Regions from separate parts of the Homo sapiens genome. Here region 1 is linked to region 2. The links are chromatin contacts, found by Hi-C or POLR2A ChIA-PET in ENCODE. All regions are on one chromosome and are shown on one strand. The core of a region is the stretch at or near the end of the contact, and the rest is flanking DNA. Distances in the headings are between cores, read along the strand shown.

Region 1 (5,899 bases), core at 1,378-3,877, 1.9 Mb after region 2:
CTAACTTGGAAGGGTTGAATCAAATTCCATGTAGTATTAGTAAAGCTATCTAAACGCAAAAGAAAACTTTAAGCCAATCTGAAATACTTGTTGATTGTCAACAATTTGGAAACTCCTTAATGGCACCAAATAACCAACATTAACATTTGGGGGTATTTACTTTCAGTCTTTCTGTGTACATACACGCATTTCCTCTTTCTTCCTCTCCTTTAATGAAATGAGATGGTCTCTACGCTACTCCTTGGTAATTTGGCTTTTACACTTAATGTCATTAAATATTCTTCCAGAACATGTTATTTTTATGATTGTGTGGTCTTCCAACATACCGATGTATCATTATTTAACCAACCCCCCTACCCTGAAGATTTGCTTCCACACTTCCGATATCATGAACAAGGCTGAGATGAACATTCTTGTGGGAATGTGTAGTTGATTTCCCTGCATAATCTGTGGAAGTGGACTTTGGAGTGTTTTTTTCAGTGTGTCCATATCTTTTTTTTTTGAGACTGAGTTTCGCTCTTGTTGCCCAGGCTGGAGTGCAATGGCGCGATCTCGACTCACTGCAACCTCCGCCTCCCGGGTTCAAGCGATTCTCCTGCCTCAGCCTTCCTGAGTAGCTAGGATTACAGGCATGTGCCACCATGCCCGTCTAATTTTGTATTTTTAGTAGAGACAGGGTTTCTCCATGTTGGTGAGGCTGGTCTCGAACTCCCGACCTCAGATGATCCGCCCGCCTCGGCCTCCCAAAGTGCTGGGATTACAGGTGTGAGCCACTGCGCCCGGCCCACGTGTCCATATCATTTTAACCTCACAACACGGCAGACTATGATTATGTCCTACAGCTTTTCCAGTTTCCAGGTCCCAGCCTATGTGGGTCAGCCAGGGAGCTGCATATTACAGATCAGAGATCACCTCTCCTGCCTTTCAGAATGCCACAAAGTTTTCCATTTTAAAATTAGCTGCAAAAAGTGTTCTTGGGCCGGGCGCGGTGGCTCACGCCTGTAATCCCAGCACTTTGGAAGGCCGAGTTGGGTGGATCACTTGAGGTCAGGAGTTTGAGACCAGCCTGGCCAACACGGTGAAACCCTGTCTCTACTAAAAATACAAAAATTAGCCAGGCGTGGTGGCGCACGCCTGTAATCCCAGCTATTCCGGAGGCTGAGACAGGAAAATCTCTTGATCCCAGGAGGCAGAGGTTGCAGTGAGCCAAGATTGCGCCATTGCACTCCAGCCTGGGTGACAAGAGTGAAACCCTGCCTCAAAAAAAAAAAAAAAAAAAAAGTGTTCTTGGTGTATGAGGATGTGCTCCGTCAGCTTTTTGGGCATAGAACTGTGTGTTGCCAGGGGCCAGTGATATCTGTGTACTTGGGCATATCAGGAGGGTGGAAGACTGTTCATCTCACACAGATTTGCTTAGGCTGTTCTGTGCCATGGAGCTGCAGCCTCTGGGGCTAACAGGGTGAAAAATGATTCCTCTCTCAGTCTGGTGGGGATTTTCCGTGGTTCTGTGCACCTTAGTGAGTCAGCGTTAACCAGGTTACAAGACTTTGTACAAGAACAGACTTTGTTCAAGTTTAACACCTTAGGGGTGTTGTACAAGTCTAAAGAACACCCTATCAATTAGAGCCTCAAACAGTAATTCCCTCACTTATCAGTGAGAAGTCCTTTTTTTTTTTTTTTTTTTTTTTTTTTGACGGAGTTTTGCTCTTGTTGCCCAGGCTGGAGTACAGTGGTTCGATCTTGGCTCACTGCAACCTCCACCTCCTGGGTTCAAGCGATTATCCTGCCTCAGCCTCCTGAGTAGTTTGGGATTACAGGCATGGGCCACTGCGCCCAGCTAATTTTTTGCATTTTTAGTAGAGACGGGGTTTCATCAGGTTGGCCAGGCTGGTCTCGAACTCCTGACTTCAGGTGATCCACCCGCCTCTGCCTCCCAGAGTGCAGGGATTACAGGCGTGAGCCACTGCGCCGGCCGAGGAGTCAATCTTGACAGCCAGTGGTCAGGCTCGGTGGCTCATGTCTGTAATGGCAACACTTTGGGAGGCTGAGGCTGGATGATCTCTTGAGCCCAGGAGCTCGAGACCGGCCTGGGCAACGTAGTGAGACCCCCATCTCGACAAAAAAGTAAAGAATTAGCCGGGCATGGTGGCACACGCACTTTGGTGGTCCCAGCACTTTGGGAGTGGTCCCAGCACTTTGAGAGGATCCCCTGAGGCCGGGAGGTCGAGGCTGCAATGCGCCAAGATCGCGCCACTGCACTCCAGCCTGGGACACAGACCGAGACTCTGTCTCAAAACAAACAAACAAAAGCTTTTTTGACAGCTGGTGAGTTGGAGCCAAGCGTGACGGTGCTAGAGCCCCTGCGCCGCATCCTTTCCTCCGCGACCTGTGACGAGTGACTGCAGGAATGCAGGCCACCTGGCGCCCTTACGGATTTAACGGGCCGGCTTCCGACCCCCTCCTGCGGCGCGACCACTGTTCCTCGCCTGTGTCCCCCAGAGGGGAAACTGAGGCTTGGGGGCGGTGCAGCGCCGCCCTCCCCGAGCCAGGGGTTCCGCGCCTGCGCGCCTGAGCCGTGTCCGCGCTCGCCTTTGTCAATAAAGTTCGCGCCCGCCGGGAGCGGAAGCGGAAGCGGCGAGTCTCCATGGCGGTGGCGGCGGCAGCTGCGGCGGGACCCGTGTTCTGGAGGCGACTGCTGGGCCTCCTGCCTGGCCGCCCAGGGCTGGCCGCGCTCCTGGGACGCCTGTCCGACCGCCTCGGCAGGAACCGGGACCGCCAGCGCAGGAGGTGAGAGGGGCGGCCGGGATGAGAGTGCAGCCCTCGCGGCTGCAGCCCGGCCCCCCGGCGCTCAAACTCCCGGCCCCAGCGTCCTGGGCATCCGCAGCGAGTCCCTCCCCGGTTTCCGGGCCCATTTCTGCCTCCCGGGGCTCGGCGCCTGACCTATGTGCTTCTTCACTGGCCTTCTTGAGGGAGGGTGGGCGGCTCGTGCTCCATTATCGGCCGGGTCCAGCCGGCGGGCCTCCTGCGCAGCCCGGCCAGTCCTTGCTCCCCGTCTACACCGTGCTTGTTGGCGAGCCCCGGCCACCGTGCACTTACACGTTAAAAGAGGGACTGTGTGTGCGTTCAGGGAGCTTCGGTCAAGCTCCAGAGGCTGTTTATATCATGGTTTCGGCCCCAGGATGTGAGTGTCGGAGAGTTCAGAGGGGTCTTTTCCTTAGGTAAGCCTGGCTGTGAGTGAATCACCGTTGCTGGGATTTTGTGTATAGAGCGTTTCTCACATCCTGCCAGAAAAAGCTGTGAAGCAATCCTTAGTAACACTCAGGCATGGGAAGAGGAGCCACTCGAAACACTTTTTACACATTTCAAAGGGCCTGTGTTCTGGAAAAGTACTGAAGTTATGTAAATGATGAAGTAGGCTTTGGAGCAATTTGTTCAGGCAGTGGTCTTTTAAAATAAACATTTGCCAAGAACATGCTGACCTGAGGCTTGCTAATATTAAAAAAAAGGGGATAAATAATTCTTGGCCGGGTGTGGTGGCTCACGCCTGTAATTCCAGCACTTTGGGAGGCCGAGGCAGGTGGATCACCTGAGGTCAGGAGTTTAAGACCAGCCTGACCAACATGGTGAAACCGTCTCTACTAAAAATACAAAATTAGCTGGGCATGGTGGTGCATGGCTGTAATCCCAGCTACTTGGGAGGCTGACCCTGAGGCAGGAGAATCGCTTGAACCCAGGAGGTGGAGTTTGCAGTGAGCCAAGATTGCCTCATTGCACTCCAGCCTAGGCAACAAGAGCAAAACTCTGTTTCAAAAAAAAAAAATTCTCTTGTGTGCAAATAGTTTTCTTTTCTTTTCTTTTTTTTTTGAGACGGAGTTTCACTCGTTGCCCAGACTGGAGTGCAATGGCGCAATCTTGGCTCACCTCAATCTCCACCTTCCAGGTTCAAGCGATTCTCCTGCCTCAGCCTCCCGAGTAGCTGGGATTACAGACATAAGCCACCACACCCGGCTAATTTTGTATTTTTAGTAGAGACAGGGTTTTTCCATGTTGGTCAGGCTGGTCTCTAACTCCCAGCCTCAGTTGATCCACCTGCCTCGGCCTCCCAAAGTGCTGGGATTACAGGCGTGAGCCACCGTGCCCGGCTGCAAATAGGTTTCTTAATTGAGTCTTACACTTGATCTTTAAAAAAAAAAATCTTAGAACTGCTTCCTTTAGTTGAGGTTGCATTGTGTTAGATTTTCTATCTGTACGTGTACTCCTCGGGTGAGATTTGACCTCCTGGGGTCAGACATCTAGTACAGAGATCTGGGGTCCAGTCATGTGTACTGATTCTAGGTACAGAAAAGAGCTTGCTTCATGGTGATCTATGGTGGAAGATTTTCATCGAAAACTCAAGTTTGATTTAGGGGAATTTTTAGGTGATAGAATCAGGGCAGGATGGCGCTCTTGGAAACCTGCTAGGTTTCACGTTGGTGAACCCAGCAGGACTGGGGCTGTAAAAGAAATGGCCTCTGCATTTTTTGCATTTTCATTTTTTCAGTGTTTAACAAAAGACCTGCTCATCTCTGGGTGACGAAGTCAGATGACTTCTACGTCCTGGCATCAAACCACTGAGATTTGGTTTACAGTTTCAAAAAAATGTTCTACCCTTGAAGACAAGATTTAGGTGACTTTGTCATTTCCCTCTATATGTTTAAACTATATGAAAAACACTTCATTATAAATCATTGTTCAACATTGGAATTGATTACTAAAGGATGTTGGGGCAGTTGACACAAATATTTTAAAAAAGAAATCTCTCATGAGTGTGCTTTTTTTCTTTTTCTTTTTCTTTTTTTTTTTGAGACAGAGTCTTGTTCTGTCACTCAGGCTGGAGTGCAGTGGTCTGATCTCGGCTCAGTGCAACCTCTACCTCGTGGGTTCAAGTGATTCTCCTGCCTCAGCCTCCAGAGTAGCTGGGTCTACAGACACATGCCACCACGTCCGGCTAATTTTTGTATCTTTAGTAGAGACAGGGTTTCACCATGTTGGCCAGGCTGGCCTCGATCTCCTGACCTTGTAACCTGCCCACCTCGGCCTCCCACAGTGCTGGGATTACAGGTGTGAGCCACTGCGCCCAGCCACTTTTTTGTTTTTTGGTGGTGGGAGGGGCAGTGTGGCAGTGGAGATAGTCTAAATTGACTTTCTAATCTCTTTTTTTTGTAAATTGTGTGAGTGGATGCAGTTTGTGTGCCTTCATCCTTCATTAAGCTGAGAGAGATGATTGTTTCTCTGGGACAACAGTTCAACCAGCAACTCAGTTTCTTGGGCATTAAGACAGAAGTTTTTGCTTTGTAATCCTCGGAAATAATGCCTATGGTAGGACTGAGGATAAATGCTTTGACCGGTATTGAGTGGTAGTGTAGGTTTCTGAGCCTTTCTTTGCCTTATTCGGTTTGCAGTTCTTTTCTGATTCGTTGTGGCCTTGGTGTTCGAGTTATTCATGTTTGTTGTGGCTGCTTACCCTTTATTAGCTGCTGACTTTGCTTTCTTCTCCATTATTCAGTTGCACCTCCCAATTTCTCATTCCCCGAATGATGTGGTTTCTTGTAACTCGCTGATCATTGATTCATTGATAATAGTTCTGTGCAGTCATGAGCTTGAATTATTTTAGGTTTTAGCTTGTCGATCTGAGTCAGCTGTTGGAGGGCCAGTGAACCCTCGTGAGGGGACGTTCCTTTTACTGCCGCGGTTTCCTTTCAGGCATAGAGACAGCCAGAGAGACAGAGAACTCTACTTAAAATTACTTCTGTTAATGATTTAGAAGCACTGTCATTTCCTCTTAAGCTAGCATCTGACTCATTATCATTAGGAACTGCTGGATCCGTTAATTTATTCATCATGTGTGTATTGAGCACTG
Region 2 (6,218 bases), core at 557-3,056:
TCCAGCACCCTAAGAGAATCGATCTCTGCTGTTTTTTGTTTTTTGCTTTTTTTTTTTTTTTTGAGATGGAGTCTTGCTCTGTCGCCCAGGCTGCAGTGCAGTGGGATAATCTCAGCTCACTGCAACCTCTGCCTCTCGGGTTCAAGCAATTCTCCTGCCTCAGCCTCCCAAGTAGCTGAGATTACAGGCACCCATCACCACACACAGCTAATTTTTGTATTTTTAGTAGAGATGGGGTTTTGCCATGTTGGGCAGGCTGGTCTCAAACGCCTGACATCAGGTGATCCACCTGCCTCAGCCACCCAAAGTCTGGGATTACAGTCGTGAGCCACTGCGCCCGGCCGATTTCTGCTGTTTTAAGCCACCGAGTTCGTGGTCATTTGTTACAGCAGCCAGGGAAACCAACATCATGGGTGATTCCCTTTCCCTAACGGGCTTTTCTGGCCTGCACTCCTGGCTCTCCTGGAGGCAGAACCCCCAGGTCCCTGCCCTGTCATGGGGCTCCCAGCTGGTCTCTTCCTTCACTGCTTCCAGGACCTGCTAGCCAGGCAGGGGAAGGGGGCTCCTCAGCACCCCAGCCTGGCCCCCAGGTAGGAGGTCTCATCGAGCTGTCTCTGTGAGCCACCCCACTTGCTTCTTGCTCTTTGCCTCTGCCCGACTAATGTTCAGTTTCTTCCCCTGCTCTTCTAATTCATTCAGCCATATTTCCCAAGTGTGGGTTGTGGGCAGGAGGGCCGGACAGTGAGGATAGAGGGACCGGGAAAAGGGATCCTCATTGTATTTAAAATTTTGGCATTTTCTTCATCATGGATTTGGGGAGGGGGGAGGTATTTTTTGTTGTTGTTTGTTTTGTTTTTTGAGAGAGAGTCTTGCTATGTTGCCCAGGCTGGTCTCAAATTCCTGAGTTCAAGTGATCCTCCCACCTCGGCCTCCCAAGTAGCTGGGGCTATGCGTGTGAGCCACTGTACCCGGCTAATTTTGATTTTAAGAGCTACTGTTGCTGGGAGTGGTGGCTCACATCTGTAATCCCAGCACTTTGGGAGCCCAAGGTGGGTGGATCACTTGAGGTCAGGAGTTCAAGACCAGCCTGGCCAACACAGTGAAACCCCGTCTCTACTGAAAATACAAAAATTAGCTGGGCATGGTGGCGGGTGCCTGTAATCCCAGCTACTTGGGCAGCTGAGGCAGGAGAATTGCTTGAGCCTGGGAGGTGGAGGTTGCAATGAGCCAAGATCGTACCACTGCACACCAGCCTGGGTGGCAGAGCAAGACTCTGTCTCAAAAAAAAAAAAAAAAAAAAAAGAGAGAGAGATGGCCGGGCGCGGTGGCTCACACCTGTAATCCCAGCATTTTGGGAGGCTGAGGTGGGTGGATCACTGGAGGTCAGGAGTTCAAGACCAGCCTGACCAACATGGTGAAACCCCGTTTCTACTATAAATACAAAAATTAGCTGGGTGTGGTGGCTCGCCCTGTAGTCCCAGCTACTCAGGAGGCTGAGGCAGGAGAATCACTTGAACCTGGGAGGCAGAGTGCAGTGAGCTGAGATCATGCCACTGCACACCAGCCTGGGCTATAGAGTGAGACTCTGTCTCACACACACACACACAAAAAGAAGGCGAGAAGGGGAGCCGGGGGAGAAATGAGCCTGGAAAGATGGCCCGGGCCAAATCAGGCGGGCTGGGGAGCCAGGCCAGGACTCTGCTTTCTGTTTGGCTGTGACTTCAGTAAGCTAGGGCAGGGTTTTGATGGGCCAGGGAGGAGTCCACGCGATCTGATTCACACGATAAAAGCATTTCCTGGGCCCTGAGTGGAGACCACAACGTGGGAGGGCAGAGCGGAGGCCGACGACTGGGAGGAGGCTTTGCAGTCGCCGGGCGAGACGATGGCTTTCTTTCCTGGCTCATTTCACACTAAACTGGGGACCAGCCAGAAAGCCTTGGGAACTTGTCAGACCCACATACGCTGCCACTGAGTCAACTGCTACTATCATCCCTGTGTGACCTGAACCGAAACCCACTCACTTGCGAAACTGCTGGAGGCTTCTTCACTAAAACCCATATGCATGCTAAGATCCTGGCGTAACATAAAATGTCATGTGCGTGTGCCGCGTAAAATGTGCGTGTGCACAGGAAAACCACTGCCAGTATTTACAGCAAAACACTCACAGTGACTCTCGGGTGGAGGGACCACAGGGGACTTTTATTGTCACAGCCCTGACTTCTGTCCTGCTTCAGACCAGACTCTCCAACCACTTCCTGGACACCTCCCTTTGTGCTTTTCTTTCCCCCTCAAATTTCCTGCAATGTTTTTTTTTTTTTTTTCGAGACAGAGTCTTGCTCTGTGACCCAGGCTGGAGTGCAGTGGTGTGATCTCGGCTCACTGCAACCTTCGCCCCTGGGTTTTTAAGTAATTCTCCTACCTCAGTCTCCTGAGTAGCTGGGATTACTGGCGCCTGCCACCACGCCCAGCTAATTTTTGTATTTTTAGTAGAGATGGGGTTTCACCATGTTGTCCAGGCTGGTCTCGAACTCCTGACCTTGTGATCCGCCCGCCTTGCCCTCCTGAAGTGCTGGGATTACAGGCCTGAGCCACCGCACCCGGCTGCCTTTGTTTTTGTTTTTGTTTTTGTTGTTGTTGTTTGAGACGGAGTCTCGCTCTGTTACCCAGGCCGGAGTGCATGGTGCGATCTCGGCTCACTGCAACCTCCGCCTCCTGGGTTCAAGCGATTCTCCTGCCTCAGCCTCCCGAGTAGCTGGGACTATAGCCACTTGCCACCATACCCAGCTAATTTTTGTATTTTTAGTAGAGACAGGGTTTCACCATATTGGCCAGGCTGGTCTCGAACCCCCGACCTCAGGTGATCCGCCCGCCTCGGCCTCCCAAAGTGCTGGGATTACAGGCGTGAGCCACTGCACCTGGTCTGTTGTTTTTTTTTTAAATTTTCTTTTTTTCACTCTCGCTGTCATCTTATACATATTGCCTTTGTAATCATATAGAATCCCCAGGAATGCTACTTCAAAAACTATGTATAAGGCCAGGTACCGTGGTGTATGTACACCTGTAGTCTCAGCTACTCAGGAGGCTGAGGTGGGAGGATGGCTGAGCCCTGGAGGTCAAGGCTGCAGTGAGCTCTGATTGCACCACTGCACTCCAGCCTGGGCGACAGAGTGAGAACCTGTCTCTAAAACAAAAACAAAAACAAAAAAAAAAAACTTTGTTAAAGAATTTTTTGGCCAGGCGCGCTGGCTTATGCCTGTAATCCCAGCACTTCGGGAAGTTAAGTCGGGCAGATCACAAGGTCAGGAGTTCGAGAACAGCCTGGCCAACATGGTGAAACCCCATCTCTACTAAAAATACAAAAATTAGCCGGGCGTGGTGGCTGGTGCCTGTAATCCCAGCTACTCGGGAGGCTGAGGCAGGAGAATCGCTTGAACCTGGGAGGCGGAGGTTGCAGTGAGCCTAAATTGTGCCACTGTACTCCAGCCTAGGCTACAGAGCCAGACTCTGTCTCAGGAAAAAAAAAGGTTTTTGTTTGTTTGTTTGTTTGTTTTTTGTTTTTTTAAGATGGGGTCTCTCTGTGTCGCCCAAGCTGGACAGCAGTGTTTAATTTTTTTTTTTTTTTTAAGATGGGGTCTTGCTCTGTCACCCAGGCTGGAGTAGAGTGGCACGATCATGACTCACTGTAGCCTCGACCTCTTGGGCTCAGGAGATCCTCCCACCTCAGCCTCCTGAGTAGCTGAGACTACCGGTGCACACTACCATGCCCAGCTAATTTTTGTAAAAGAAAAATTTTTTAAACAGAAAATTACTGTTATTGTTTTGGACAATGAACAGTATTTACTTTCTGTTTTTGGACTTAGACAAAGTCAAAGACTCACTTATCTCCCCCCCACCCCCACCCCTCCTACCCCTACTACAGAAAAGGCTCAGGGGAGGCAGGGATGGGCGTGGGTCCTTCAGGTCCCTGTTTGGGATTGGGCCTGTTTTCCCCCAGAGGAATGGCCACTGAAGTCGGGCAAGGAGACTGGTGCACTCATAGTAGCTGGATGGCGCTGTGGGCGGTGAGCGTATCATCCCACCCACGTGACCTATGCACTCACCCACCTTGTGAGGCCCAGTAATTCAGGACACCCCGGTCTTGCAGGAACTTTCTGTGCTCTGAAGGAGAAAGTCACCCGGCAGGGGCTGCTCTTGCTTCCAGTTCATGGTGCACGGCTCAGTAATCACATGCCATTCCCTGGCCAGTCCAACACTGTCCACAGCAAACCCAGTGCTGCCTGCTCTTGGACTGCTGGTGTGCCCTTCTCTCCTCAGACCTCCCCAGGTACCCCACAGCCCCGGCCTCTCAGGTCAGGAGCTGTCTCACAGCATTGAGAAGCACCAGCTGGGGTGGCCACCATCGTCCCTCGTCCCTTGTTGCATGTCTTCCAGCTGTGGCAGAGCCCACCTCCCCCTTCCCAGGCAGGCCCTTTAAGGTCATCCCCCTGCTAGAGTCTGAAGTCTGTGTCCCCCAGAAATTCACATGTTGCAATTAACCCCCAGGTGATGGTGTTAGGAGGTGGGATCTTTGGAAGGGAGTTAGGTCATTAGGGTGTCCTCATGAATGGGATTAGTGCCCTTACAAAAGAGGCCCTCTCAGAGAGACCCTTGCCCTTCCACCAGGTGAGGAGAGTAAGAAGGTGCCCTCTGTGGACAAGCAAGTGGGTCCTCACCAGACACCGACTAGAAGCCTCCTTGGTCTTGGACCTTCCAGCCTCCAGAACCATATGAAATACACTTCTATTGTTTATAAGCAGTCCAGGCACCTGGTTTATGGAACATTGTTAGGGAAGCTCAGATGGATGAAGACATCCCCTCTTTTTTTTTTTTTTTTTTTTGAGATGGAGTCTTGCTGTGTCACAGAGGCTGGAGAACAATGGTGCCATCTCAGCTCACTGCAACCTCCACCTCCCCGGTTCAAGTGATTCTCCTGCCTCAGCCTCCTGAGTAGCTGGGATTACAGGCACCCACCACTACGCCCGGCTAATTTTTTGTATTTTTAGTAGAGAGTAGGTTTCACCATATTGGCCAGGCTGGTCTCGAACTCCTGACCTCTCGACCTTCCCACCTTGGCCTCCCAAAGTGCTGGGATTACAGGTGTGAGCCATCACACCCGGTCAATATCCCCTCCTTTTCTTTTTTGAGGACTTCCCTCCAGCAGTCTTGCCCCCGCCTCCTGGCCCCCTGCATTGCCATCTCTCTCTCTCTCTCTGTCAGGGATCAGGCCACACAGAGGGGCTGTCATCTCCCTCTCCTGACCCCATGTCCTCCTGCACCTCAGCCTCCTATCTCTCCCTGACCACCATCGTTTACCCATACTTCCCACCCAGACCTCTCCCCTCCAGTCTCTGAATCAGCCAGGTCACGGTCCTGGGAACCACCCTGCCATCTGTCCTCACTGCTCTGGACCTAAGCAGAGTGCCCACACAGCTGCCCACTGGCCCAAAATGCTGTCCTTGCAGCCTCCTGGTTTTCCTCCCCCTCCCTGGCCCCTATTCTCCATGATGCCCCCTCCTCCATCCTCCCTCCCACTGACCTTCTCCTTCTGATCCCCTATCCCCCTGGCTTCCCCCCCACATCCTTCCTCCACCTGGCGTCCCCTCCCCCTGCTTCCCTCTCTCCCTGGTCCTCCCTCTCCTTGCCCTCTCCCTAGTCCCCCTTCTCCCTCAGCTGCCCCTCCCTGGTGCCCCCTCTGCCTGATCCTTCCTATCCCCCCATCTCCCTGATCCTCCTCCTTCCTAATCCTCCCTCTCCCGATCCTCCCTCTCCCTGGTCCCTTTATTCCGGACTCAGGGCTGATGGCTCCAGGGCTCTGTCCTCGCCCCTCTTTTCTTCCCACACTCTTTTCTCAGTGAGCTCATCCAATCCCAAATTTAAATCCCAGCCCTGACGTCTCTGTCCTGATTCAGGCTGGAGCCTCCAGTTGCTTCCTGGACCCTCATGCTTCGTGTGGACAAAGCGGAACCTCTGCCAAAGCCTCCTCTCCCCTGGCTATTCCCCCTCGAAAGTGGAGACTCTGTTTGCCAAGTTAAACAGGCCAGAAGCCCTGGAGTCCCCCTCAACTGTCCTCTCTTTCACCCCTCACATCCCATCCATCAGTAAATCACATTAAACGGGGCGTGGTGGCTCCTGTCTGTATTCCCAGCTACTTGAGTGGCAGAGGTGGGAGGATCGCTTAA

Evidence for each region. A loop is a pair of places that touch in the nucleus more often than their neighbours do. ChIA-PET counts read pairs that join two places held with the same protein, here RNA polymerase II (POLR2A). Pooled maps may share reads with other maps.
Region 1: a pooled map shows a loop between it and region 2 (2.1-fold over the local background). The contact joins the promoter of PGS1 here to the enhancer-like site in region 2. A Hi-C loop is called at or near these places in 2 of 50 pooled maps. POLR2A ChIA-PET finds 5 or more read pairs at or near these places in 3 of 52 experiments (GM10248, activated B cell and activated naive CD4-positive, alpha-beta T cell).

Annotation. Positions count from the first base shown.
Region 1 is chr17:78,376,022-78,381,920 of GRCh38, forward strand. PGS1 (phosphatidylglycerophosphate synthase 1) reads left to right here and starts at 2,628. Exons shown (of 10, transcript NM_024419.5): 1 at 2,628-2,787. The coding sequence starts at 2,645. RefSeq lists an enhancer at 2,517-3,478 and a silencer at 2,674-2,913.
Region 2 is chr17:76,513,630-76,519,847 of GRCh38, forward strand. No RefSeq gene overlaps it. Among named protein-coding and RNA genes, the nearest start is that of RHBDF2, 15 kb to the left of the region's middle. Within about 2 kb of position 1,807, at least 29 of the 41 ENCODE cell types and tissues checked have a DNase peak (open chromatin) inside an H3K27ac peak, as active enhancers do.